3 separate regions of the Mus musculus genome follow, and all the other regions are linked to region 2. A link is a loop called in an ENCODE intact Hi-C map of the cell type or tissue named here. Cell type or tissue: heart. All regions are shown on one strand. Region 1 has its middle 120 kb from the start of Arhgap20. Region 2 overlaps Gm39338 (a long non-coding RNA gene). Region 3 holds the start of Gm25562 (a small nucleolar RNA gene).

Region 1 (8,000 bases), 310 kb before region 2:
GACATGAAGCAGCTGGTCACCCTGCATGTTTGGTGTCTGCAGTCAAGAAAGAGACAGCAGACAGGAAGTAAATCCACACGAAGGCCTCAGGATCCACCTACAATTGTTTCATAAAGGCCCCACAACCTAAAGGTTCCATAACCTTCCAAAGAAGAATTATCCACTAAGGACCAAGTGTTCAAACCCATGAGACTACAGAGATATCTCATATACAAGCAAAATGGGGGAAATGAAAAATAATTATAGTAATTTTTTAAGAGTAAAGAGATGCTAGAATGAACATTTTAAATCAGGTCATACAATGTAAACAGCAATTAGAGGAGGTTGCCCATGTGCTGAGATCTGAGAGACAAATAAATAGTTTCATAGGGTACAGGGAGATGGGAGATAGTGCAGTGGTTCTCAACCTGTGGGTCATGACCCCTTTGAGGTTGAACAACCTTTCACAGGGGGTCACATATCAGATAACTTGCATATCAGATATGTACATTATGATTCATAACAGTAGATCTCCCTACCTCCCTCCCCTTCTCTCTATCATCTATTATCTATCTATCTATCTATCTATCTATCTATCTATCTATCTATCTAATGTGCGTGCGTGTGTGTTTGTGTGTGTGCTCACGTGCATGTGCGTGTGTGATTTTAAGAATATTGGAGAATACCAAATGAGTAGAGTAGAACCCAGTTCCCAGCTTACATTCGTTTTTGTCCTTAGCAGCACTCACATTCTTGTGAGCCAGGAGCTATGACATGTCCTCTGGAAAGAGAGATCACTAGACTGTAGTCCAGTTCTGAATTAGGGCCAGATATCATATAAGTACTAAGTGGACATTTATTAGAGAGATAAATTAGCAAGGTCAGATAACTTTTATTAATAAATCATGTTATCCTGAAGAGCGTGACTTCTTTCCTGACTACTCAGTGCTGTGTAGAGATATCCATTGTGAATTGTCTGAGAGAGTCACCTTTATATGACAAGGCAATGACAGCCTACATTCAGTGATTTTTACGTGATCCCTTAGGGATGAAGGGAAGCAATCTTGGTGGTGAAGCGCTCAGAAATGATCCCAGAAATAATGGCTAGGAACAGTAGGGATGTTGATTCTGGCTAAGATAGGACTCAGGGGAACTTACTAACCACTGTCAGGCCATAAAGCGCCATCATATAGAAGACAGAGCATGCTTATTTTATCTTGCTCCAGGGGAAGAAGTAGGAATTAAAAGTGTCCATGTCCAATACAAAACATAATTTTCTAGCAGCTATCCACTAATATAATAAGTTTTCTTTTGACACATTGAACCCATTGTCCCCAGAGATAACCAGAGAGAAATGAGCTAATAACTTGTTAGGGACACTGTAGAGGTGACTCCTGGATTTTGTAATGATAAGAACACCTACCACTAATTTAACACTCAATGGTGTGCCAGGCTCTCTGCTCAGGGCTTCAGCAGGGTTACATTTTTTTTTTTAATTTTCATAACAGCCCTCTGTAGAGAGAATGGTTTATTTTTAGATGAGAAACTCTTGGCTTAGAGAAGTTAAGGCAGTTTTATTAGGACATGCAATTAGGGACCAGAGGAAGCAAGGCTGGGCCCCAGTTCTCTCTGACTCTCAACCCTTTGTCCTTTACCTTAGTGAGTGCTGGTGGACTTAGGAAATTCTCTGAATGTGGACACTTTCACTAGCGTTCTTTATGGTTTTGCCAGAGTATCTTATTCTGCTCTATCACTAAAGATAAGGAACAGAACTTCAAATGAATTGCATCTGCAACTCAAGGGTTGCGAGTCTCAAGACTGGAGACAACGGAACCCTTTTCTTTCCCTCTCTATTGCTAAGTGGAGAGAGCTTTGAGGTGGATCACCTTTTTACCTTTGGGCTTTGCTTGATCCTCTCTACATTTTACTTCTACAAGCCAGATCCTCATACTGACATGCACTGGCTCTGTTTGAGGCTGCTGGAGTTGAGACTATATCCTGTAGGAGTCTCTGAGGAAATGAGTGGCCAAGAGCAGGATTTGGGCCCTCTTGAGTCCCTAGTTCAAAGTCATCCTGACCTTACCCCAACAGTGAACACACACTTGACTCTTTTATTATTAAGTGTCTTCCAATTCTAGGACTTTGCATTCTAATGTTCTTTTAATATAGATTATTTCATTTAAGAATCCGGAATGGGGGAGTTTTCCTTGATGTGTTTGCATCTCTGTAATCTTTGGAGAGGGAGTTTGGTTGGTTCTGAGTGTTCTTGTTTGCTTTCTTCCATGACTCCACGGAAGAGAATGTGATATTGTTTATGATCTCCACACAGCCAAGAAGTCCTCACACTGTGCTTAGGTGTCTGATGGAGCAGCAACCTGAAAAACCTTCCTAAAAGCACACATGGTTGATGGCTTGGTGAAATTGTCAGGATCTTTTGTCTTCTGTTTCCCTCAACATCAAGACAGTGATGAAGAACACACAGCAGAGGTATGCTGTAGTCAGTGGTACAAGGAAGGATAATCACTTTAGTCAATGAAAACTAAAAATCCTACCTGTTTTCCCACCTGGGCCAGAGTATAAACACAAAATGTTAATGTTCAATGAATAACAATGTTCTACGTTATTCCTTTCACTTACTATACAAGCTTATAAAGACTAGTACCAGCGCTTACTAGTCATCCACTGAGACAAGGAAGGGATAAGAGGATTCACCTGTTCAGGCCACAAAACTAGCAGTAAACAGTTGAATTGGTGGGTTTCAACACTAGGACTCATGATCATGACCTCATGCTTTCCTTCTTGTATAGCAAGAGATTGAAGGAAACATCATCAATGACTTCCTGAAGTGAGATGTGGGCCCAGCCTCACCTGGTTTCTGTGTAGAAACATTGAATCTTTGGGGTTAAATAAAATTGTGTTGGATTTAGTTCATACCTACATCAATAGACACTGTTTCCAATGTTGACAAGAACAACACACCACTCAAGAACGATGGTTCTGTGGTATGTTGCCTTGAACCTGACTATCGTAATAATTTATCCTCACCCTCCCTCCCTAGCTTTCTCTCTTCCTTCTCTCCTCTCCACCCCCATAAAACGTTCCCACTGCCTTATAGTTATCAAAGACAATGATAGCCTCTTCACTCATAAAGCACATTAAAAGCTTTTTTAGATTTTTTTCTGTGTTATCAAGGGTTGGGGAAGCAGAAGATAAAAAATATTCTGACTGGCCAGGGATTTGTTCAGTACTTATGAGATTTGTAACAGTTTTTAGGACATTCAGAAAACATGATTCTGTTTTCCCCAGCAACAGTCAGATTTAAATTGGCAAGTGCATCTCTTCCTGCCTTCTATCCCTTGGATACTTTAGAAGGCATGCTAAGTCAGCAAAAATGAAGTTAATTTTCTTTTTATTCTCACAGGGGTTTTCTCCTAGGGGTAAGGTGGGATCACACATTACCCATAATATTCCCACTGGAATATCTGTCTGAGCATGTTTCTTAACCTGTTCCTTTTACTGAGAAGCATGGAGTAGCAAAGTTTCCAGTTTGAAGCATGGGTCTAAGTTTCTTTCTATAGCCCTCACCGAAGCACACTAATAACTTAAAAGAGTCAACTAGCATGCCAGATGAACTGGAAAATTAACATGTGAGATGAAGACAGACTGTACCTACTCTGTCAGCCTACATTTATGGAGTGAGGCAAGCCGTGCCAAGGCCTTCTTCCTATATAAGGAAATAGCTCTGTAGTGGATTGGCACTCCTGTGGAGGACACAAGTCCTGGACTCAGAATACCGTGGGAGAACACCAGGAGGTTTGTGCGGGCACTCCTTCCACTCATTCCTCTAGCACTTTAGGGAAGATATGGAAGAGCAGAGGGAGCCTCACCACAGACTTGTCTGACAAGTGTAATAAACATGACATACCTTCCACTCAACAGTGGTTACACAGTACTTCCAATCCTGGAAGGGTTTACTGCCTTGCTTAGGACAGTACAGAGATGGAAAATATTTCTGCTCTTTAATCTGACCTGAAAGTATGGCTTTTGAGGGTCTTTATTGTTGTAGTTCCTCATTCTCTGAAATCCTAACAACCACTCACGGTGTCTGCCTGCCTGTCTGTCAGTTTTGGCCAGTTGTCATTATTGTCTTGAAAATCCTACAAACCAGGTACAAATCAGCCATAGGCTGGGAATTTGCAAAATGAACTGCATTTTACAGCTACAAATATTTTCCCTGGTTTAGAGCCTTAGGATCTAAGTATAGCAAAGAATTTATGTTGTCTCTCTTAAATCCAGCTGGGTGCATTTTCCCAGTGGGCTACTGATGCCTCTACTACTGTTTGTATTTCCAAACATCATCTCATCTTTCTCAGTTACCACTATAGTCAAAGCTCTGCCAGCCAGACTGTTACCTCCCTCATCTGATTGCTGCTGTGCAGAACCCAGTCTACAGCTCCAGGGAAAGCTGTAAAGCATGTCACAGCCTAGGGCTGGACCTGACGTGGTGAGTGACTCTGGGAACTTCAGGGATTGAGGGATGAAAACAGAACTTAGAGCCATGTGGCCTGGGGAATAATATTCCTATTAATAAAGCTAATGACAGATATGACAGAAAAAAAGAATTATTCAATGAAATGGAGACCTACAATGCATTCAGTTGGGACTGTTGCCAAAATGAGGTGGTAGAATGGTATTTCTAAGATTCAGAAAAGGAAGAGAAATGCAGACTTGAGGTTGATGTTATGGATCCATGCTGAGTCTGAGAGGGGATGGAGACTGCAGATGGAGTCCAGAGAAGCCTGGCAGCAGGACTGCCATGGAGGAGCAAAGGACCGGGGAAGCAGAGGGTGTATTAGAGTTGTATCAGGTCACTGAAGAAAGGGGAAGGAGTGTCCAATTATAAATGTGGACAGTTCATTAAGTGTGATTTCTAAAGAATAAGGAAGGTACTACAAGAACCACATAGAAGAACAATGGGAGAACAAATGGTATTGTGACTTAGATATCTTTTTGTGCACCTGTTATAGTTCACATACAGTGAACTTGAAGGGAAAGACAGTGTCCCAAGCTCACAGAACTGTCAATAAGGCTCCGTTGGATGGTCCTCAGCCTTGGGGCACAGCCATGAAAGATGCATTGGCCATAGAGGTACAGCTATACCTCATGTTCAGGATGGCAAGCGAATACCTTGATGAATCAACATAAATCCCAACGTAGTCAAAGTTTCATAGAACATTTGGAGTGGATAAACACATCGTAAACATCCCAGGAGTGACTGCTGTGGGTGTGTCCTGTCTCTAAGACATACAGAGACAACATCACCTCCTGAATGAAACCATGGATTTGATGTGCAGTAGGAACTTTGAGAAGCAGACAAGAGCATTTCCACTAGGTGAATCTCTGCTTCTGTTTTTAGTTCATTGGAAATTAGGAGCTAAAGGCTTTCCCTTTCACAAGCTGAAGCTGCTATTAATTTGGATTGGACTCTCACTAACCAATCACACACTGGCGTGCAGACCTCCCCCAACAGTTATCCATTCCCCAGCAGTTACCCCGCCCCCAATAGCTACCTCTCTTCTCATGTTAGCCCAGGCACTTTAGGCATCATGACTTTTCTTGCCTAGACTAGTTAAATATGATTTGGAATATTTATTAAAATAATCTGTAAAGCACCCATTTTTTACTGTCCTTAGGACTTTGTGAATCATATCCAGAGGGGTCCAACATATGCAAACAAACCTGATAGAGACATATTTCAGATAAAATAATTTGAAATATGCTAAGCAAACTTCCGGCTTCCATTCTTACAGTGTGATGGTTAATCTTGGCCATGGACACAAACTTCTGGGCTCATCTGTGAAAACTCTAGATTAAAGTAACTTGGGTAGGAAAACCTACTCTTTTTTTTAAAGGTGTATTTATTTATTTTTATATATGTGAGTACACTGTCGATGTCTTCAGACACACCCGAAGAGGGCATCAGATCCCACTGCAGATGGTTGTGAGCCACCATGTGGTTGCTGAAAATTGAACTCAGGATCTCTGAAAGAGCAGTCAGTGCTCTTAACCACTAAGCCATCCCTCCAGCCAAGGAAGACCTACTCTTATGTGGGTAGTATCATCCTATGGGCTGAGTTCCCAGACTGGAAATGGCAACAATAACAAACCAACAAAACCTAAGGAAAAGGAGCCAGCAGAAGCAGGCATCTCTGCCTCTAGATAGAGAAAAATTTGAGTACTTGGATCAGGCCAGGATTAATATTTCTTTGGCTTTCTTTTATTTCTATTAGTATTTTGTGTGTGTGTGTGTGTGTGTGTGTGTGTGTGTGCTCAAGGTTGATATCAGATGTCTTCATCAATTCAGACGATCTCCACTTTAATTTGACACACAGTCTTCTACTAAAACTCATTGACTTGGCTAGATGGTCCCACCAGCAAGCCCCAAGGATCTCCTTAGCCAGTACTGAGATTACAGGCAGGAGCCACACCCAGTTAATTATGTGAGTTCTGGGGATCCAAACTCAGATTCCTATGCTTGTTTGGCAAGCACTTTACTGGCTGAGCTGTCGCCCTAGCACCCAAGTCTTCCTTTATAACTGTACAACTCTTTATCTCATCAGCCCATCGACTAAGTATAACCCATCTTTACAAAGGCTCCATTACATATTTATTCAAAGACAACTGCTATAATCTTATGTGTTCTCCTGGGTAAATGACCTTTGCAACTCTTCTTAATATTAACTGTGACATGTTTTTCAGAGCCACTCTCAACACTAACACATGGGCTACCTTCTTGTAGTGACATTCTGTATAGATATAGTTGTTTAACAATGTATATTATAATTTCCAAGTCACACCCCTCCACCTTTCCACCTTGTTTACAGTTGGTATGTAATACTTTTACAAATGCTTTAGTGAAATCAAGAAACACTGCCTTTATGTCATCTCCAAGTTACTGGAGTATTTTCCTTTTATAACTGATTAGTTTTTAATTAAAATTCTTTATATAATGTATGGCATATTTTTCAGTAATCAAAAAGACCAGCTTTGTGGAGTTCACCCATGATAATTGATGCTGAACACCTGAAACAGTTCTTTTTGCAGAGGCTTGTAAGCCATGTATTTTAAATTTTATTCTAGAATTAAAAAGAAATTGGTATTCAATATTGAGCCACAGTTTCTGGAACTTACCCTCTCTTTTAAATTCAGAAACAAAATATTTCATGCTCCACTGCTGTGCCTTCCCACTAATGTCAGTGAACTGATAACACACAGGAGCCAAGATTCCCCGGTCTTCTTCCAGACCTGCCTTTAGCTCACTGTGTGATCCTGAGTAAGTTGTGTGACTACTTCATAGGAGAAATTTGAAGTATGGCTTTTAAGAGACTTTCCTATTTAAGTGTAGGGTCTTTTCTCCTTTTTCCTAGTTATTTTTTATGTGATGTTGCAGATTAAGCTCTGGGATGAAATGTTCTCCCCTTGAGCTGATTTAGTTCCATCCTGCAATGGACAAGTCATGACACTTTCATAAAGTAAGTAAGGATATTATCTAGTGGCCCTGGAACTTAAGCCTGGTTCTGTCTTGTGTTTAGCCATTTGACCTTGTCCAAACCACTTAGCTTCTGTAAACCACTGGCTTCCTATTTGTACAATGGAGACATCACCTACTCCCATTTCTGTTGAAATAACTGGGTGGCCTAATTTTAAAAGAGCCATTCTCTTTTCCTTCAACATCTCTCGACTATTTAGAGTCTATAGGAAGATTTGGAAGCTTCTGGATATGTTGTGATTGTCAGTCAAAGCAGAAATGTCAGAGGCCAACCATCTCAGCAACCTAACAGGTTTCCTCTGGATTAAACCTAGCCAGGAAAAATCAGCTTCTTGGCCTGGTATCCCCTCTGCAAGGTCAGATATCCAAAAAGCAATGCACTTATTCTCCAAGGCAACGGCAGATACTTGGTACCAACAGAAGTAAGAGGGGCAAATGGTTTAAAATAGAAAGCAAGCTCAATTTGGCCGGT
Region 2 (8,000 bases):
AAGTTCAAGCCTACTAATTCTGTAGATTACTCTCCAGCTACTTTACAAAGACCTCAAATGAGAGACACATATCTTCAACGTTTCTGTAGTGTACACTATTAGTGCAGAAGTATTGCCTTAAAATTAATTCAAGAAATGCCAATGATTTGACTACTTGAGAATATATCTGTAAATACACCATATTTACTGTAACTAGCAAATTCTATGAAAGCAATCAAGCACAAATTCAGGTTAGATCACAAAGTTTGGACCATCAAGCTTCCAGCTAAATCCTCCCCTGACACCAGCAAAGCTAGCGTGGCAGCCCTAGAATGGTCCAGAGCAGAGGCCAACCTGCAGATCCATGGGATAACATCACCGGAGTGTGTGATGGCGAACAGCCTGCCATGGCTTCCCAGAGGGAATTATCATGATCTTGAGCAGTTCTAAACAGTTCTACCTTGGCCAGGGTTCCTGTGGTACTCCTTTCTCACCAATACCATTCCAAAATTCCAGAGACTTCCCAGGACTGTGAACAGCAGGCTTTGCATAGACAATGGATGGAGTGCTAGGTGTGAAAGACCATCCTCCACCTCCACCTGTAATCCTCCACACGGCCGGGGCTCATCTCCTCACTCCCAGTGTTCCACTGTTGCTCCACTCCTTGTATGTCATGAAGAAGAAAGGAATCCTATTCCTCAGCTAAGAAAGCTAACAGCCACTTAACAGCAAGAAGCAGACACCCTATACCCAGAAGACGCTCCAACATATAACAAGGACACATGCTCCACTGTGCTCATAGCAGCCTTATTTATAATAGCCAGAAGCTGGAAACAACCTAGATGTTCCTCAACAGAGGGATGGATACAGAAAATGTGGTATATTTACGCAATGGAATACTACTCAGCTATTAAAAACTACTTCCACTTTCCCTTGAGGGGAACTTGATCTGGTATTGGGTGAAGGAAAAGGCCTGAAGCCCTGAGAGCCAGCAGAAAGAATGGAAACAGGCAACCTCAGGAAATAGGAGGTTACAGGGAAGGGGGGGACCCTCCAGAATGCACCAGAGACCTGGGAGGTAAGAGACTACCAGGAATCACAGGGAGGGAACTTAGATGAAATGCCCAACAGTAGGGAGAGGGAACTTATAGAGCCCACCTCCAGCAGGAAGACAGGGCATCAAGTGAGGGATGGGGTTGCCATCCCATAGTCACACCTCTGACCCATAATTGTTCCTGTCTGAAAGAATTACAGGGATGGAAATGGAGAGGAGCCTGAGGAAAAGAAGGTCCAGTGACAGGCCCAAAGTGGGATCCAGCTCAAGGGGCAGTCCCAAGGTCTGATACTATTACTGAGGCTACAGAGCGCTCACAAAAAGGGGCCTATTATGACTGCCCTCTGAAAGACCCAACAAGCAGCTGAAAGAGTCAGATACAGATATTTGCACCCAACCAATGGTCAGAAGCAGCTGACCCCTGTGGTTGAATTGAAGCTGAGAGAGAAGGTGACTCAGCAGTCTCAATTAATCTGGACTCCTGAGATCTCTCAAACACTGGACCACCAACCAGGCAGTATACACCAGCTGATATGAGGCCCCCAACACACATAAAGTAGAGGACTGCTGGGTCTGTGTTCATTCAGAGATGATGCACCACCCCAGGGAGTTTAGAGGTCAGGTGAAGGGGCGGGGGCTAGGGGGTATCCACATGGAGACAAGGGGTGAGGAGGAAGTGTGGGATGTGGAGCAATGGAAGGGTGGATGGGGGAATGGAATATGGAGTGTAAAAAATAAAGTAATTTTTTAAAAAGAAAAGAAAAACAACTTCATTTCGCAGACAACTGGATGGAACTTGAAAATATCCTGAGTGAGGTAACTCAGTCAGAAAAGATGCCCCTCAACAGAGGAATGGATACAGAAAATGTGGTACATTTACACAATGGAGTACTACTCAGCTATTAAAAAAATGAATTTATGAAATTCCTAGGCAAATGGATGGACCTGGAGGGTATCATCCTGAGTGAGGTAACCCAATCACAAAGGAACTCACACAATATGTACTCACTAATAAGTGGATATTAGCCCAGAAACTTAGGATACCCAAGATATAAGATACAACTTGCCAAACGCATGAAATTCAAGAAGAACGAAGACCAAAGTGTGGACACTTTACCCTTTCTTAGAAATGGGAACAAAACACCCATGGAAGGAGTTACAGAGACAAAATTTGGAGCTGTGACGAAAGGATGGACCATCTAGTGATTGCCATATGCAGGGATCCATCCCATAATCAGCTTCCAAATGCTGACACCATTGCATACACTAGCAAGATTTTGCTGAAAGGACCCAGATATAGCTCTCTCTTGTGAGACTATGCCGGGGCCTAGCAAACACAGAAGTGGATGATCACAGTCAGCTATTGGATGGGTCATACGGCCCCCAAAGGAGGAGCTAGAGAAATTACCCAAGGAGCTAATAGGAACTGCAACCCTATAGGTGGAACAACAATATGAACTAACCAGTACCCCGGAGCTCTTGTCTCTAGCTGCATATGTATCAAAAGATGGCCTAGTTGGCCATCACTGCAAAGAGAGGCCCATTGGACTTGCAAACTTTATATGCCCCAGTACAGGGAAACGCCAGGGCCAAAAAGGGGGAGTGGGTGGGTAGGGGAGTGGGGGGGTGGGTATGGGGGACCTTTGGGATAGCATTGAAAATGTAAACGAGGAAAATACCTAATAATAAAAAAAAAGAACACATATGGTATGTACTCACTGAAGTGGATATTAGCCCAAAAGTTTGGAATACCCAAGATTCAATTCACAGGCCATATGGAGCCTAAGAAGAAGGAGGACCAAAATGTGGATGCTTCAGTACTTTTTAGAAGGGTGAACAAAATACAGGAGGAAATATGAAGACAAAGTGTGGAGCATAGACTGAAGGAAAGGCCACATTGGATGCTGGGAAGTTCTTGCTGATGGAAGCCTGATACAGCTGTCTCCTGAGAGGCTCTGCCAGAGCCTGACAAATACAGAGGCAGATGCTCCAATCCAACCACTGGACTGAGGGTGGGGTCCCTGATGGAGGACTTGGAGAAGGGACCTAAGGAGCTAAGGCAGGTTGCAGCCCCATGGAGGGAGCAACAGTGTCAATAGGCCAGACCCCCAGAGCTCCCAGGGACTAAACCACCAACCAAAGAATACACATGAAGAGACTATGGCACTGGCCATATACGTGGCAGAGGATGGACATAGTGGGAGGAGAGATCCTTGGGCCTGAGGGTGTTGGATGTCCCAGTGTAGGCAAATGCCAAGGTGGTAGGATGGAAGTGGGTGGGTGCAGGAGCACCCTCATAGAGGCCAGGGAGGGGGGAGGGGGTTTCTGAAGGGAAGACCTGGAAAGGGGAAAACATTTGAAATGTAAATAAAGAAAATATCTAATCAAAAAACAAAAAACAAACAACAACAACAACAAAAAAAAACAAAAGCAAAGAAACCCTCCTCTCACCCATGGGGGAGGGGCGCATTCAGAATTCCTGTGACAAGAGGGAGGACACTGTTCCCCTTCATTCTCCAGCCACTACTTTGCTCCAACAATCAGTCAGCAGGCCACTAAATGAAGGACAACCTGCGGTCCTTAAAGTACAAATCTGTAAGTGGAAGAGAGTTGTTCTAAGGAAAGTAGAGGTTAGCCCCAGTGTGGTTCCCAAGGTTTTCCTGGGGTGATATGAATGCCATTTAGGATGGGATACAGAATAGATGACTCCTGTATTCAGCACTCTGCCTCTCTGCTCACTTGTATATCTCCCCACACTAACTCCAGGAGCAGATGAATTTGTCATATACAGAAGAAAGCAGCCCTCCTTATAGATGGCTGTCAACGCAGATGTATTTCTCAGCAGTATCTCACCCCGTACAAAACCTACAAGCGCAGCACCTGGCCAGAGGAAACACGACACGAATATTTTCAAACGAAGTAATTTCAAGAGTTGTATTTCTAGCAAAGCAAGATTCGTGCGTGTGTGCTTGTGTGCAAAAGGAAAAACCTGCCAGTTAGATGTGCAATGGTTACAAGAGAAAGAAGCGCAAGGGTCGGGGGGAACCTGGAGCAGCCAGCCTTAGGTGTTATCTTGAGGAGCTTCTGCCTCCCAAAGGTCAGCTAGACCTTCAAACCCAAAGAACAGGCTGCCATCCCCATACTAGATTGTCCCTCAAATGCAGGGCTGTCCCTGACCACAAGGTGCATCATATCAGAGCTCTTTCTTGGAGAAAAAGCTAGATACTATCTTGTGAGTGTCCCCATGATAAGCCAGAGCCTCTTGGGGGCTGGAGTTTGCTTGGTTCCATCTAGTCTGTAACTTGGAGCACGCTAATAAATGATAGCCATGTTTTCGCAGTTCAACAGCCCCATCTGGTCACCAATCTTCTCCCTTCTTCCCTCCTACAGGAGAGAAAGAGGGCGGGGTACTTTGCAGTGAATGGTGGGAAATGGCCTCCTTTCCCGCAGCCACTCACGAAGGACCATTCAGGTTGGTTTGTCCAGAATTTAAAGGAAGAAAAAAGTCCACACCCTCCGTGACTGTGTCTCTGTAGTTACCAGAAAGGTCTGATTAGCCCAGCTGCCATACAAGTCCTCCAGTGAGCTCCATATAGAGTTGAGGCGTCACCTCGTGGCTAAAGCTGGAAGTACATCCAGGAGTAACTCAGACCTACCCCAAGCTCATGGCTTGCTTTCTGCATTCCCTGTAGCTAATAGCTACAAATCATTAGATGCTGCATTTTTTTAAATGCCAACCTGTTCAAGGACTGTAATTTTGCCCAATGTGTCTGTCCCAAAGCAAGGAATAGATAGAATGTACGTGATCAAAACCCCACACCTTAGTAACTTATTCTTGACGTGGTGCTCTGCCAAATACCTCTTCAAGCTTAGAATCATCCTGAATATCTGTAGACCCTAGTTAGCACCTACAGGCAAGTAAGTCCATGCAGAGACTGATAACGCAGTGGGTAGGGGACAAACCAGAAAAAAAAATGCATTCTTGGCAGAGCACAGATTTCTGTGGGGCTTGTTCAGAATATGTTAGGGAAGGGTCCTCTTCCTATGGCTTCAAGTGCTGGCAAATATTAACTCTTGCCCCTTGACACAATTTAAGGAACACCCTGAGGGGGCCTGGCCTAGCAGGACTGAGACAACAACCTCTGGGGCCGGAGCTCTAAGCACCCTCTCTGGGAAGGTTGGAAGAGCAGGTCAATGGATATTATCAGGGCCTCTCCAGAATGGTGATCTGGATCCGGCCTGTGAATAGTGAGCTTTATTAAAGAGCAGCTGGGAGAGATGGCCTGAGGGAACTCAGTACAGGTACTCAACACAGTTTCTAAAGCTCTAAGCAATGTTCCTGCCTTCGTGTCAGCTGCACATGAGGCGGTTAAATGGCAAAGCCAGTCTTGGGTGGCTTAGCGTAGATTTGTACTAGTTTCCAAGCCCAGAAAACCAAACAGCTGATTGGGTTGCTCCATAGATCTCCATGAATGAGCTTTCGGGTGTTTCCATCCTTCCCTGGGCCCAGCTTTCAGACAAAGGCAGAGAAAGGCACACTTAACTCTTCCCCTTCAGTCCAATCTGGGGAGGAGACGTGACAGTTTTCTCTCTCTCCTTCCTCTTCATATCCATCCTGATTGCAGACCCGCTGGTCCTCTTCATTGTTTCTTTTTCTCGCCTTTGCATTTATCTTTCAAGGTCGCTCTTGCCTTGACTAGAACAAGGCCTCCTAACAAGTTTTCTTTTCTTTTTTCTTTTTCTTTCTTTCTTTCTTTTTTTTTTTTTTTGTTTTTTTTTTTTTTTTTTTTGTTTTGTTTTGTTTTTCGAGACAGGGTTTCTCTGTGTAGCCCTGGCTGTCCTGGAACTCACTCTGTAGACCAGGCTGGCCTCGAACTCAAAAATCCGCCTGCCTCTGCCTCCCAAGTGCTGGGATTAAAGGCGTACACCACCACTACCTGGCTTAACAACTTTTCTAAGCTGAACTGAAAGCCTAGTTTCACCAGGAGCCATATAGTCTTACTGGTCAGTCATGATAGGACTCTCTTAGTTATAGGTCAGATCTCTGCCACAGTTAACAGTCTCTGTCTCTGTCTCTGTCTCTGTCTCTCTCTCTCTCTTCCTCTCTCTCTCTCTCTCTCATTGCTGTTCAGAAGGGTAGTAAGCTGTTTTTATTTTTCTGAGCAGAGTCCTTTAGAGAACTTTTTCCTTCATTTTCATTAAAAGAAATTTTCTCACATTAAACATTTGAATGCCTCCTGCATTCCACAGGCAACGTGTACACTCATCCTTAGAACTGGAGATCTAGTGAGAAGTCCAAGGGAGTAGATGGATACAGTTCCACCAAGAAAATTAGGAACAGTAGAAAGATCTGTAAAGATTAAATGTGAGGGATCAGTCTCGATCCAGGACAAGAGAGGGCACTTGCTATATGAGACCTAATTGAAAGGACAGACTCTTGGGAGGGACAAGATGAGGCTGTCAGCAGTGGGAAGTGCTGTGAGCTGAGTCTGGAGCTTGGAGATGCAGGTGGTTGTAGGGAGCAAATGGGAGGGACAATACAGGCCACCAGGCAAAGTCTGGCATCGCTGTGCTACCAGGGGGGGACTTGGATTCAAGGTTGATACCTAGCCTTCATTTAGGGACCTCAGGAGTCACTTGGGGAGTTAACATCAGGAATTGTAGGATGAGTAAGGTGGACTGAATAGAAATGTTGATGGTGGAAAATGAAGGAATTCACAAGCCAGGAAAGAGAAAGCTGGAGTTTGATGAGGGATGCCGCTTAGGCTTTAGTTAACTCCAGATGTCGTCAAGTTGACAGCCGTGGCAGTGATTAGAAAATGAAAGAAGAGGTTCTAGAGGAAGGGCGGAGGAGAGAAAAGGAAGGCAGTCTAAAAGGAGAAGTAAGAAAGAGAGAAGAAGAAATGGAGAAAGGAGGGAAAGAAAGGTATTGCTTCTGAACATTTTGGTTGGTTGTGAACTTGGCATAACCTAGAATCAATCACCTAGAAAGAGTGTCTCAGTGCAGGGTTGTCTAGGTCAACTTGGCCAGTCATCTATGAAGAGTTCCCTTGAATGCTTTCCCTGGTGTGAGAAGACCCAGCCTAAAAGCAGGCAGTACCCTTCCTGATTTGGGGCCCTGAAATGCGTATGAGTAGAGAAAGCTAGCTGGGAACAGAATGAGCACACATCCGTCCCTCTGTTCTCGACTATGGATGTGATATGACTGACTGCTTCAAGTCCTCGCTGCCTTGACTTCCCCACAATGATGACTGTAACATGGAACGTCAACTAAAACAAAACCAGGACACTGACCATTTAGGAGAGGAGAGATTATGATGTTTATCAAAACCACACATTTTTAAATAATAAGCACTTCGATGAAGTTTAAGTACCTAGAGACAAGAGCAGCCTCCAAGTGACGCTGCCCACACTGCATTCTGGTCCCTCAGTCAGGACTCTGCTCTCCACTAAGCAGTCAGCCCGTAATGATGTGGATCTTGCTGTTTTCTTGCACACACTCAGTGTAGTAACTTTTACATCACCATGACCAAATATCTGACTGAAACACTTAAGGGAGGAAGAGTTTGTTGCAGTCCGTGGTCTGAGGTGTGGGGATGATAAATCAGGGCATCTATCATGGTGGTAAGGAAGAAGACGAAGAGGGACAGAAAGGAATAAGGTCAAGATGTCCCCATGGATCTACCCTGCAGTGACTTATATCCTTTAGCAAGACCCAAACTTTTCAGAACTTCCCAAAATAGGACCAGCAATGTCACCCCAGCTTTCACACTTAAGAGCCATTTTACAGGCAAGCCCGGCAAGCACTGGGTGACCTACAGAAATTACTCTGTTTTTCTTATTAGAGAAATGAGTTGGAGACATCAACATTTGGGCTAATAAATCTTACGAAGATTTTCTTATTTCATGAACTCTAAGCTACACGAGTTCATGTCTCCACATTCCCGAGATAGAGGTTTTCTAACTA
Region 3 (8,000 bases), 950 kb before region 2:
CAGATACCCCTCAACAGAGGAATGGATACAGAAAATGTGGTACATTTACACAATGGAGTACTACTCAGCTATTAAAAAGAATGAATTTATGAAATTCCTAGGCAAATGGATGGACCTGGAGGGCATCATCCTGAGTGAGGTAACCCAATCACAAAAGAACTCACATGATATGTACTCATTGATAAGTGGATATTAGCCCAGAAACTTAGAATACCCAAGATATAGGATATAATTTGCAAAACACATGAAACTCAAGAAGAATGAAGACCAAAACATGGACACTTTGCCCCTTCTTAGAATTGGGAACAAAGCACCCATGGAAGGAGTTACAGAGACAAAGTTTGGAGCTGAGACAAAAGGATGGACCATCTAGAGACTGCCATACCCGGGATCCATCCCATAATCAGCTTCCAAACGCTGACACCATTGCATACACTAGCAAGATTTTGCTGAAAGGACCCTGATATAGCTGTCTCTTGTGAGACTATGCCCAGGCCTAGCAAACACAGAAGTGGATGCTCACAGTCAGCTATTGGATGGACCACAGGGCCCCCAATGGAGGAGTTAGAGAAAGAACCCAAGGAGCTAAAGGGATCTGCAATCCTATAGGTGGAACAACATTATGAACTAACCAGTACCCCCTGAAGATCGTGTCTCTAGCTGCATATGAATCAGAAAATGGCCTAGTCGGCCATCAGTGGAAAGAGAGGCCCATTAGTCGTGCAAACTTTATATGCCTCAGTACAGGGGAACGACAGGGCCAAGAAGTGGGAGTGGGGGGGGGAGCGTGCGGGGGGGGGGGGGACTTTTGGGATAGCATTGGAAATGGAAATGGAAATAAAATAAATACCCAATTTAAAAAAATTAACTAAAAAAAAAAGAACCCTGCTGCTTCCAGATCCAGATTGTGCCCTCCCCTACCCCTCCCCACTTCCCTCCCCTACCCCTCCCCACTTCCCTCCCCTACCCCTCCCCACTTCCCTCCCCAACTCCCATGGCAACACAAGCCAGGATCCCACCATGGTCTCAGAGGACAGTTCCGTGTCCTAGTCACCTGGTGGAGGACTGGTGTTTGCCTCAAGCTCAATTCTTTCAGGGAATGTTAGGCTCCTAATTGTTCAGATGTTCACAGGTCAGAGCACATAGCATAGATGTAGCCTTTCTCCTCTCTGCCACCTACTGACCCACACGTGACCCAGAAGCCATTACCTGCAACGACCCTGGGAGCAGGAAATAATAGTTTTTAATTAATAAAGCTGGTAGCCTGGTAATGCTGTAGAGGAGGTGGGAAGGGGAGAGGAAGGGTGCAGAAGTTCTTCATCAACTTTGAGAAAACAAACAAGGTAGCGTTTGTGTTCCTGGGTTCAGAAGAGAGAACAGAGAGAAGAGGAAATGGCACGCACTGAGTGTCTACCATGTTCCATGCACTTGTTAAGTTATTCAATGTTTTTAAGTGACGTAGAGCTATTCTTAACCTCTACCTGGTGAAGGATTGCCTTAGAAAGATGGGCAAGAGAGAAAACAAGAGGAAAATGGCTCTCCAACCCCAGCATGGGCAGAAGTCTTGCTATCAACTAAGCCACCACAGTCCTTACAGCTTTCAATTTTTTCTAAAGAGCCTGGCACCAATGTTCACTTTAAACAAGAGCCAACAATTGTTTAATTAGGAAGCTAGAGGGATAGCTCAGCAGCATTCCCTGGTCTTTCAGAGGACCAGGGTTTGACTCAAAGCACCCACATGGTGGCTCAGAACTATCCAGAGCTTCATTTCCATGGGATCTGAGTCTCTCTTCTGGTCCCTGATGGCACCAGGCACATATGTGGTGCACATTCGTATGTGTAGGCAAACACTTGTACACATAAAGTTTGTAGAAATTATTTAATCAGGCAATTATATAATGTCCTTTTGAAACATTAAGAACATGGTGGCATGTATGTTTAATCCCAGCACTTGAGAGGCAGAAGTAGGTGGATCTCAGTGAGTTCAAGACTGGCCTGTTCTACATCGTGAGTTCCAGAACAGCCAGAACTATGTAGAGAAACCCTGTTTCTAAAATATATATTTAGAGAAAATATATAGACTTTTATATATCGCAGAGATATACACATAATATATGTATCACAGACTATATATTTTCTAAGGCATACAATTCTTTTCTTCTCGACATATAATTCTTTAAAAGTGAATCTGTGTTGGTAATGTTAAAGCCAAAATCTTTTAGTAAATTTTGCAAACTATGAATATGAGGAAGCACAAACGACTTCCTTAGCCAGTCCACCTCCTGCTAGGGCTTTCTCCCCCTGCCTGGTGGTAAATTACATAAGTTATGAGGGAAGAAAGACTACAGGGGAGCAAGTTTGTATACATTAACATGATGATAATGTTTACTTCTGCACAGGGGGCTTTTTGGCATTTAATAATTTTTATTTCACTTACCTGTTTTTCACAATAGTTATGTATTGCTTGGGTAAATGAGAAAGATAAACATAAGAAATAAATAGAGAGCTAATGTTAAAGAAAAATGTCATTCAACCTTCTTTGCCCATAGCCTAGTGTCTGAAGAAAAAAAGAACTGCAAAATTTTGATTAAACAGGACACAAAACACACACATACACACACACACACACACACACACACACACACACACACCAGAACACAAAAAAGAAAAAACACAAAAGAATAGGTTCAAATCAGTAATTTGGCTAATGAGCCCATGCCAGTCTACTCTCAGCATAGCTCCTTTACTCTGGACCACATGGCTTTCGCATGTGTCATCCTGGGTGAGACTGTCTTATCCCCCATAGTCTCCAGTGTTTCTCCGGGTCCCAGTCAACATGTTGCCTCCTCAGCTTTGCCTGACCAGCCCACGCCTCATGAAGAGTGAGAGCAGTCACACCGCTGTGTGCCCTTCTTGTCCTTAGCCTTACTGCCCTGACTCAGCCCCTGCATTGCTGCCTTCACTGGGAAATCTGTCATGACTTGCCCACACACACACACACACACACCTATGTGTTTAAGGGTTCTTTGCATTATCTTTTCTTCCTTTCTCAGTATGACACAAGATCTATGAAGGAAAGAAGATATCCACCCTCACAGTTGTGTCTCTATCTGTCACGTGGTTAACACTCAGCACATATGTAAATGAATAGCCCAGCACAGGACACAGAGTAGTCACCCCATTTCTTGGGTTAGGCAATGACAGGGGTGACTTGTCGTAAGCACACAGCCAGAGCGCAACTTCAGTCCTTTCATTTCAATCTGAGATTTGAGTGGGACTGCCTTCCAGTTAGGCAACATTAACACTCTGGATAATCCCTGTGCCTCTACGTCTTCATCTGTAAAGTGAGGGTAGGAAAGAGGAGAAGATATCAAGATTGCTAAGAGGATCGGATGTGTTACGATGTAAAAGGGCTTAGCACAGGTCTTGCTTTAGAGTGAACATTAGATGCCCCCCCCCCCAAACACGTATGTCTTAAAGGTTCGATCCTCAGAGTGGAACTATGGGGAAATAGTAGACGTTTTAAGAGAGGTCTGGCTGGAGGCTTTAGGTAATTGAGGGTGTGTTCTCAAGGGGACTACGGCATGCTTGTCTCTCTGTCGCTCAGTTGTAATGTAGTTAGAGATCACCACAGAGCTGCTACCATGTGCAGCGCCTCATCCACACAGCACAGCTGAGGTTCATCTCTTCAGAGACTAACTCCAAGACTAGGGGCCCAAATCAGCTTCTCTAAGTTTAGTGTCTCAAATCAAGCTTCACTGTGCAGGTAACCCCTGGGCAACTCTACTGAACTCAGCACATCAGCTAAGGTCATCCCACAATCTGGGCTTGTTTGTTTTTTGGTTTTTGTTTTGTTGTTGTTGTTGTTGTTGTTGTTGTTGTTGTTTTGGTTAGACTTGGTTTGTTACAGTGGTTCCTTCTCTTTTCTTTTCATACCGTTTCTTTTCAAAACCATAGGTGTTTCATGCATTCTTTATAGTATAGAATTCTAAAAATATTTTTGGAAAAGACTGTTTTTAAGTCACCTTAAAGCAATTTGAATTGTAAACTGCGGTTTACCTCCGCCCCTACCTACAGGCTAGGGAAACTCCTTTTTATCTCACCTTCTCCACACACTGCTCCACAGTCTCTAAGGAACATCTTTACCTGACAGAGAGAATTGCAGAAAGTCAGAGCTGTAGTTCCCTGAAGAGATGGTAATCTGCATAACTTTTCCAGCAAAGGAGAAATAGCAAAAGAACAACCTAAAGATAAGGACAAATGTTTGGTGTGAGGGAGCCGTTGTGAAATGGGACGCTGAGGGCTGGTGGACAGAATGTTACTGGCTCTTCCTGACCCAGAACAATCCAGAAATGAGTAGCCTGACTCTGTTGAGCAAACTTCCCTAAACAACTTTCACTTCTCCTCAGAGCTGGAAATGTAACGGCTTCAACTCCACATTAGGAGATCCAGAGAGTCTGATGCAGTTCTAGTGGGAAATATCTCATCCCGCAGAAAAGACGCAGGTTGCTAGGAGATGGCACATCTTGATGGAAGCTCAGCTCGAGACTGTTCTTAATGAGTCTATGATGCATTGAGCTCAGAAGAACCAGGGAGCTTTACAGTACAGAAGATCAAGAGAATGGAAAAGGAGATGGGGACAGCCAAAGTAAAGAAACAGACGTTCCACCACAAGGTATCTGAATGGCTCTTTACCCAGGTCCCTTCGAAGAGCCGTGGAAGTGGACCTGTTCCTTCGGTTCTGAAGACACCTTATGAACACTTATGAATGTTGTTACCAAGTTTACCTGAAAACTTTACTGAAACCCTGTTTCTTTCTAACTTTCTTCATTCTAACTTTTCTTCATTCGGCAAGGCAAACTCTGACCACTAGATGGCACTGCTCCACAGATTTGTAATGAAATGGCTTCAGGCTCCCACACTTGTATTTATGACTACAAAAGTGTGGTTTTGCACCTTTTCTCTTAGAAGCATTGATCGATCGTCAGCCCAATAATCTTGCCTTCGTAGCCTGCTTTGTGTACTCTACTGGCTTTGAAGCTGTGAAGTTGGAAAGAGTTCTGTGCGCGGAAATGTGTCTCTCCGAGATACATTTACAACAGTCGCGCCTACCAGGCTGCAGAGATTACCTCTAGCAGTGGGGACCTGAATCCTCCCTCGTAGTTCCTGCAAACAGGTCAGAAGTACGGCCCTCTTCTTTCCTCCAAGGGGAAGGGGTGAGGGGATGCATTTCCAAAATATTCATTGGATGTTAGTTTACAGAAACACGGAAGCCCAGTACCTTAAATTTTGTACTGGCTAAGATTTGTATCTCAATAATGTGTCAAGCTGGACAAAACGTGTCATATTGGCACCCACAATAAATAAAGAAAAGAAAAAAATAAGAAAAATTTTTGGAAAATAAAATGAAAAATTTCTGTTTCTGTGAGCACTTAGGTATTTCAAGAAAACGTGATTTCTTTAGTTATCTAAAGCTCCCTGAACAAATAAAAGTACAAAACCAAATCAGAGGAAAGGGGAGAAAGCGAGCTATCTACAGGTCATGAGACAGGAGGGACAGGAGGAGTACTACACTCCGCTGCAAGTTTTAAGGTAACAAATCCTTGCGGGGCAGTGGTGGTGCACGCCTTTAAGCCCAGCACTTGGGAGGCAGAGGCAGGTGGATTTCTGAGTTCGAGGTCAGCCTGGTCTACAAAGTGAGTTCCAGGACAGCCAGGGATATACAGAGATATATTTATTTAAAATATATATATATATATTTGTGTGTATTGTAGATTCAAATCCAGCTGTAAGAAATGATGCTGAGGTCCCTTGTATTCTGCCTACCGGATTCTCTAATACTCGTACCCGGCAAAAAAAAATCCTTAATAAATATCAAATAAATATTTCCATGTTCAGTGTTGGTTATTCGGGTCACTTAAGAGGCAAGGAAGGCTTTCCCTGCTGTGAACTCCCTTTGTAAACTTTATAAACTTTGCAAACTTTGTAAAGCTTCAAGGCAGGAAATGGGGGAGAAGGCTGAGGAAATCCAGCAGCCAAGCCCCTCCCCCAGACCTCCCTGTCAATAACTGTCACAAAGATCCCACCCCCACCAGAACCCCTAAATAAGGGCTGTGCTTTGTCTAATTCCCTGCGCTATCTGTTCCCTCCCAGGAGCATAACCAGCCACTCCTGGATTTGTCCCTCCTCTCCCTGAACTCTCCAATCAATCTCTTTTTATGAGATTGGCTGCCTGGTGTGACTATCTTATCAGAAGAAGCCAAGAAGCAATGAAAGGAAGAAGGGAAGGAGCAGGGCTGAGGCTCCTGAGCTCCTGAGCTCAGTTAGGGATGCCCTCCCCTGGGAGCCTGCACCGTCTCTGCTGAGGCAGCTTCCTCCCAGAGCTGGCTGGTTCCTGGGCTCCCATGTCTCAGGATGCCTTTCCACTGGGACACTGTTCCACCTCGGAGCTGTAAGGTTCCTGGGCTTCAGAGTCCCAAGACACCCTCACATCCGATCAGAAAGGCCAACATTTAGAATTCTTATTCATTCAGGAAATTAAACGTCTTCTCTACGCCAAAAATTGGTATGATCTCAGGTGCTAAACGGGGGGTTGTTGCTGCCTTTTAAAAACGTTTTCTACTTAAGCTTTTTATTTGTGTGTATTGTAGATTCAAATCCAGCTGTAAGAAATGATGCTGGGGTCCCTTGTATTCTGCCTACCGGATTCTCTAATACTCGTACCCGGCAAAACCAGGGTACGCCAGCGCAACCAGGGTATTGGAACGGTACAGGTGTGTCTGTGCCAAGAGCTGCTGTTGACGGATTCTGTTACCATCTTTCTCTTGAAAACGTCACAATCCCAACCCCCCAAACATACACACACACACACACACACACACACACACACACACACACACACACCTCATTCCTAAAGCATAGTTTTGCTGAACAAAGAGTTCTGGGTTAAGAGTTCTCCCTTCTAGGACATGAAAATTGTACCACCTCTGACTGCATCGTGTCGGGAAGGGTTGTCAGCTTGGAATTAGTTTTTCCTTGTGAGTGGGAGGTGGAGTCGACCTTTCGCTGATGTCACGTGTCCTTTCGCTTTCTTTCAGCAGTTGACTGTGAAGTGTCTTGTTGGAGATTTCTTTGCATTTACCTGTTCAGGATCTTCCCAGCTCCTTGAACCTGTACAGCTTACCTTTTTAACCAAATAAAGCCTCCAGCTGTTACTTCTGTTACTTTCCATTCATGCCTAGTCTCTATTCCTCCATAATTTCAACAATATAAAGTTAAATACTTAAATATCCCACAGGCCCCTGATGCATTGTGTATTTTCTCATTCTGTATTGGCTCTATTACTTAGGATGGGTAATTTCAATCTTGTAGCTCTCTGCATCTTCCTCTGTATGTATCCACTACATATGGATTTATTTATGCCAGATACTCTAGTTTTAGCTCCAAAATATCTATTCTGTTTTATTTTATATTTTACACTTCCTGGGTATATCTAGTGTTGTATCTTTGCTTCAAGTGTGTGGGAGTGGGTGTGGGTGTGTGGGTGTGTGTGTTTAAGATTTATTTTATGTTTAGGAGTGCTCTATCTGTATGTACACCCATATGCCAAAGAGGGCATCAGATCCCATTACAGATGGTTGTGAGTCACCGCATGGTTGCTGGCAATTGAACTCAGGACCTCTGGAAGAACAGCCAGTGCTTAACCTCTGAGCCATCTCTCCAGCCCTCAAGTGTGTTTCTAACTACTCATAAATCATTGTGATTTTCACAAGCTTTTAAATCCTGACCAGATAGGAACCCCAACATATCTGTAGTCTTAGGCCTGGTGTCTGTTGAGGACTTTTTTCTATTCAGTTCATTTTCTTATCTCTACTCATGGTTAGCTATTTTCCTGGCTGAATACGAATTCTAAATGTTGGCCTTGCTGCTTAGATGGGACTTAGATTGTGAGGCTTGTGTTGAGATTCTAATTTTTTTTTCTTCCGTTTTTCCAAGGCAGG

Evidence for each region. Hi-C counts contacts between places; a loop is a spot of excess contacts. Peaks named below come from ENCODE experiments on the same cell type or tissue, not always from the same donor. Only the 100,000 strongest peaks of a DNase experiment are listed, where the experiment ranks them.
Region 1: it touches region 2 in a loop (2.2-fold over the local background); 3 of 42 quality-filtered maps call a loop at or near these places.
Region 3: it touches region 2 in a loop (4-fold over the local background); 2 of 42 quality-filtered maps call a loop at or near these places.

Annotation. Positions count from the first base shown.
Region 1 is chr9:51,637,624-51,645,623 of GRCm38, reverse strand. No RefSeq gene overlaps it. Among named protein-coding and RNA genes, the nearest start is that of Arhgap20, 120 kb to the left of the region's middle. In heart, no CTCF peak of the experiment used is centred here; DNase peaks (open chromatin) are centred at 3,753 and 7,913.
Region 2 is chr9:51,332,120-51,340,119 of GRCm38, reverse strand. The region is part of intron 1 of Gm39338 (a long non-coding RNA gene); the gene reads right to left. Among named protein-coding and RNA genes, the nearest start is that of 1810046K07Rik, 7.2 kb to the right of the region's middle. In heart, a CTCF peak has its summit at 4,644; a DNase peak (open chromatin) is centred at 4,639; H3K4me3 peaks cover 213 bases.
Region 3 is chr9:52,284,430-52,292,429 of GRCm38, reverse strand. It overlaps Gm25562 (a small nucleolar RNA gene), which reads right to left and starts at 1,231; the gene lies at 1,099-1,231. In heart, a CTCF peak has its summit at 4,868 (motif pointing right); no DNase peak of the experiment used is centred here; H3K4me3 peaks cover 486 bases; H3K27ac peaks cover 647 bases.